2 separate regions of the Homo sapiens genome follow, and region 2 is linked to region 1. The links are chromatin loops, found by intact Hi-C in ENCODE. Cell type or tissue: CD14-positive monocyte. All regions are shown on one strand. Region 1 overlaps LINC01389 (long intergenic non-protein coding RNA 1389). Region 2 holds the start of TAL1 (TAL bHLH transcription factor 1, erythroid differentiation factor).

What was found. Hi-C counts contacts between places; a loop is a spot of excess contacts. Peaks named below come from ENCODE experiments on the same cell type or tissue, not always from the same donor. Only the 100,000 strongest peaks of a DNase experiment are listed, where the experiment ranks them.
Region 2: a loop joins it to region 1, with 4 times the contacts of the local background. A loop is called at or near these places in 6 of 110 quality-filtered maps.

The regions. Positions count from the first base shown.
Region 1 is chr1:47,431,516-47,434,015 of GRCh38, forward strand. All of the region lies in intron 1 of LINC01389 (long intergenic non-protein coding RNA 1389), which reads right to left. It overlaps FOXD2-AS1 (FOXD2 adjacent opposite strand RNA 1), which reads right to left. Exons shown (of 1, transcript NR_026878.1): 1 at 618-2,500. Among named protein-coding and RNA genes, the nearest start is that of FOXD2-AS1, 1.9 kb to the right of the region's middle. RefSeq lists a silencer at 100-209. In CD14-positive monocyte, CTCF peaks have their summits at 1,053 (motif pointing right) and 1,252; DNase peaks (open chromatin) are centred at 786 and 1,066; H3K4me3 peaks cover 1,857 bases; H3K27me3 peaks cover 1,923 bases.
Region 2 is chr1:47,230,908-47,233,407 of GRCh38, forward strand. TAL1 (TAL bHLH transcription factor 1, erythroid differentiation factor) reads right to left here and starts at 1,318. Exons shown (of 5, transcript NM_001290403.2): 1 at 1,260-1,318. RefSeq lists enhancers at 1-513, 514-1,487. In CD14-positive monocyte, no CTCF peak of the experiment used is centred here; DNase peaks (open chromatin) are centred at 984 and 1,534; H3K4me3 peaks cover 1,789 bases; H3K27me3 peaks cover 2,423 bases.

The DNA.
Region 1 (2,500 bases):
AGGTATCACTAGAGCCTCATGCAAATCACACTTCCACCTTTTCACTAACTGAATTGCAAGCACCAGAAGGCCTCCTGTTGATCTGGGGTCTCTGCAGTGCCCTCTGAGTGTATGAGCAGGAGAGGTTTCTCAGCTCCTCCTTCCCTTGGGTGGTGGTGGTGGATGGGGGAGGGTGGTATTTTCCAGAGTTGAGTCTGTTCCCAGACCTTAGCCCTGCCCACTTGCTGATGTAAGAAATGCAGCCAACCCCTGAAATGTGAAGTCCTTCCAAGTAGCTTGATCTGGGCTGAGGATGGGAGAAAGAAGGGTCTGGCCTCCCAGCACAGCATTGCCCTCCCTGCCTCATCCTGGAGCAATGACCACTCTCTCAGTTTCCTCCTGCATTCCCCGCTCCAGTGTGAAACCTCAATTCAGGTCTCACCCATCAAAGTGAGTTCTCCCCAAATTACCTGCTCCCCATCCAGGTGAGATGAAGAGCACCCTGGCCTGGGAAATGGTGTAGGGTTCTAGTTCCACCTCTGCTACCAGTTTGCTGTGTGATTTTGGGCAAGTCATCCCTCTCTCTGGGTCTCAATTTCCCCATCGGTGAAATTAACTTTGAAAAATCAACAGTCCAATTTTGGAATGAATAACTTCAGTCTTTATTCACTGGGGGGTGGGGTGGGTTGGGGCAGGGAACGGCATGCCCAGCATGCAACACAAGGCGTGGGTGGAGTGGATTCACAGTCTTTTTGGAGAAGAGCAGGCAGGAAGCAGGTTGGCTGTGCAGTGTGGCCTGAGAATGAGCTCAGAACAGGAAGAGGGGAAGAGGAACTGGGCTGGCCAGAAGGCTTCTTTCTGGAAGAGGCAGGACTGGAGCAGGGATTTTGAAGCGTGGGTACAGGTTGGAAAAAAAAGCAAACATAAGCGAAGAGTGGAGTCCGGAGGTTAAAAGTCTCTGGATAACTTTTCCAAGCGGGTGGAATGGGAGTAGGGTGAGGAAAGGGTGCTTTGTCTCAGAACCAGTCCTTTAGTTCCTGACTCTGTGTGGATGAGAGGCTCCTCCAGAGGTCGCTGTTCCCCAGGAATCCATTACTAGCGTCCGCACCGCGAGGCCAGAGCTCCCACTGTTCCCCTGGCTTTGCTTCTATGAGGCTTACGCGGCTCTGCATCTGCCCAGAGGACTCAGGGACGCGGCAATATTTCCGCCCCCACGAGGGTACTTACGGCCTCGCCAGTTACCCTGTCTGGGACTCAGAAGGGTTACACGTGAAGGTGAGCGCATGTGCATGTCTATGGTACACACAGGTCGCTATGGCTCTGCACCCTCCCTCCTGCGCTGCCCCAATTCAGGGCCCGGAAGGGCGTCCTGTTCCCGAGGTGCCACTGTGCCAGCAGGCGGCGTGTAATTGGTAGGAGGGAGGCTGCCGCTGGAGTATTCTTGGCTGTCCCTCAGTGCGATCCCTGCATGAACTCCTTTTCCATGCTACAGTCACAGACCCTCAACCCAGGCGCACCCTCACCCATCCTCATTCCCCACTAGGGTCTCGCTGTTGACCCCGAGCAGGTTTGTCGTCCCCGACCAGGTCGCAAGGCTTCAGACTCTGGGGGGAAGTCGCGGGCCTGGATGATAAGCCTTCCAGGCAGTCCTGGGTCCACTCTGTGGACACCAAGCATGAGGTCTGGAGGGGAGGACACAGGACACAGGATGCAAGACAGGCGCCCGTCACTCAGGGTCGCAATCCGCCATACAGAGCCACTGTTGTCCAGAGGACAGACACATGAGGACAGAGAAAGAGAGGCTCGGCCCAGCTGGCCGAGAAACCCACAAGAGCGCACTTAGACATGAAGTTCTCCTTCCCACATACCTGGAAGCGTCCCCCACTGCCCCTGGCCGCCTCTGCTCTCAAGAGCGTGGAGCCTTCCCTACCACTCCGGGAACTCTGTGATCTTCAGGACCGGCGGGTTTCAAGTGGCGCTGTTTTCGGTCTCTCCTGAGGTCGCAACCCTCTTCCCACGAACAACAGCCCACAGGCTCCGCAGCTCGCCTTGGTCTCAACAACCGCGCAGTACTTGGGTGCTTAAGCGAGTCCCCTACCACATAGTCCAGGGTTGGGGGCGGGGGAGATGGGGCTGGGAGGGGACAGTGGCCAGGAGTAGCGGAAAGAGAAGATGTAAATTCACTCTCGAACTTTGCCCGGCAGACGCGTGGTGGTTATCTCCGCGCCAGCGCCTGAAGTGGGCAGGTGGGCTTCAGAGTTGAAGGTGCACACACTGGAGCCCCAGTCATTTCTGTGCATGGGGAACATGTCTGAGGTCTGCCTCCGCGGGTCACAGGATCTGGAGTCTCCCGCCTCCCACCTGGGCTAAGGGAGCTGATCGCTTCTGAGCAGCCGAAGATCCGGGTGGAGAAAGGGGCCGGGAGCTGTACCGGCTGAGGCTAGACAGCTATCTCGCTTTGGAGCTGCAGCTAGGTCCAGAGTGGGAAGGAGGCTCGCGCCGGCTTTGCCGCTTTCCCTGA
Region 2 (2,500 bases), 200 kb before region 1:
ACCCGAAGAGGGGGCGGGAAAATCTTCCCAGGAGGTGATCCCGAATGTCCCCACCCGAGGCTCGAGGCCTGGTGAATGTGCCCATTGTCCTTTCGGGGCCTCTCCCTTGGAGCCCGGCGGCCGCACCCACGAAACTGACCAGAAATGGATGAAGCCGGAGTGCAGCGGGAACCGAAGCCCGCAGCTACCGGCTCGAAGGCGCCGGCCTCGGCGAGCGCTGCTCAGCTTCAAGCCTGGAGGAGCCTCCCACTCACCAACGAACCCCTCAAACACCTAGGCACAGGCGGGCCTCCGGGCAGAGCAGCCGCCGACCGGGCGCTGTCCGCCCACCCAAGCCAACAACTGGCTCCCGAATACATCATAATTTGGAATAAAATGTGAAATCCCGCTCCCCGCCCCCATGCCGCCGCCCCCACCAGCGCCTCGATCTCTCGCTCGCCCTCCCCCCACTCCCGCCCCCAGCGATTTGCAAACGCACCTCTAAAGGACACAGGCACACAGGCATACAACTCAGTGCGGACAGGACCACACAGGGTCCAGCCCCACAGAAGGGCAGCAAACAAACACCACCTAGCACTGCCCCAGAAGCCGACTTGGTCAGCCCCGCACACTGCCCAACAGGACACAACGAAATCAGTCAAACGCAGCGGCTCACGGACACACAATCCAGCACAGTCGGGATCACACACGCCCGACATAACGACGACACCACCCAAACACAGTCGCAGGGGCCACACACCCCCACACACAGAATCAGATCCCTGCTGAGAACACCAACGGAGCACAATCGTACGCAACGAAGAAAACGCAGAAGGGCCTCGAAGGGTCCACATCTACACACCCCAACCGCGCAGGCACACCACACTCGGACACAGAGCCTGTCGCCAAGAAGACCACACTTAGAAGCAGCCAACGCCGCCCACAGTTCTCATGAACGCACTCTCACAATCCCACCGCATGCACACAACCACGAAGAAGAAATGAAAACCAACCACAGCCTCGCGCATTTCTGTATATTGCGTAAGGAAAAGGGGGAAGGAAGGAAGAGAGTCTCCGAGGCGGGAGGGGCGGCGGCAGCCGGGGCGGGGGCGTCCGTGGAAAATGCCCCCCCACCGCCCCCCCCGGCCATCGAAAGGAACCGAGGGAAAGGGAGCGAAGACCTCTTTTGCGGACGTGGGGAAAAAGAGGAGGAAATTGATGAAGAATTCGGTGGGAGGCCGCGGGTTGCTTTTCCCCTAGAAAAAGGCCAGAATGCTCACGTTTTTCCGCTACGGGGGTACGCGTGTGGCCATTTTGAGGCCCGGTCCTGAGCGGCGGCGGCCCGGCCCCTCCCGCGGCCCCCGCTCCCCCGCCCGCCCCGCGCCCGCCCGGCCCCTCCACCGACGCGCTGTAATCCCACTCACGTTCCAGGCCTCGTTAGCATGGGCCGAGGCGCGCCGGGGCCGTGTGCGCCGCAGAGATAAGGCACTGCCGCGGGTCCGCCCGCCCCCGATAAGCGCCTCGGCCATTATGGGCCAAATGATTCATTTTAATTTGGCAATTTCACCGGAGGGAGTGGGGACTGGTTGAGCGGCGCTAGGACCGGCTCCGGAACGCGCTGCGGGGAGCGTTGGACGCGCTGTCTAGGACCCAGCAGATCCAGCCCCCATCTCTAATCCCAAGGCCTCTCAGGAACCCCAGCTTCCCACAACCTCAGTCCCTTAACCTTTCAGACACCTTTCTTCAGCGACTCTCACCCCAGCACTCTGTCCCTACCTCTGAAGACCACCATGATACCAAAATCGTCACCTCCCAGGGCTTCTTTCTTATTCTTCCTCCAGTGTCCCAGACACCCAGATTTCAATGGGCAGTCTCCCTATCCCAGAAAGCTCCCCAGCCCTTCCCTACCTCTTCACCCCCTTCTAAAATAGAGCCGGTAACTCAAATCCATGGGCTCTACGGCGGCCTGGCAGAACCCCTGTCAATAGGGACATAAAATGCCTATTCTGCTAGGTTTCAGGCTGAGCCCAGAGCCCAGGAACACTGCTCCCCACATGGTATTTAAAAAAAAAAAAAAAGTTTAATCTAGCGACTGTAACACTATTCTAGGCATTCTGCAAATACTAATCTACTCTTCACAAACAGTCCTGAGAAGCTGGATCCTTAATTTACAGAAGAGAAAACTGAGGCACAGAAAGTCAAAGTAACTTTTCGAATGATACATAGCTAGTGCTTGGTGGAGTCTGCCTTGGAAGGAAATTTGACACGGAGTCTTCTCTGCGGCTCAGCTGATGAAGAGGGGCAGCCAAAACCTAGCCAGGGAAAGGGACCTGGGCTCAACTCATTGCAGAGACCAGGGTCTTTACTGTGGGGTAGAAATCTGAGTTCAGTGCCAGCTGGATGATGCGCTCAGCCCACGGAGGGTCTCTGGGTTCATTCTTTCATGGTGGAGTGGAAAGAACACATGTTCGAATTTTAGTCACTGATCTCTGAACCTCAGTTTTCTCATTTGTAAAATGGG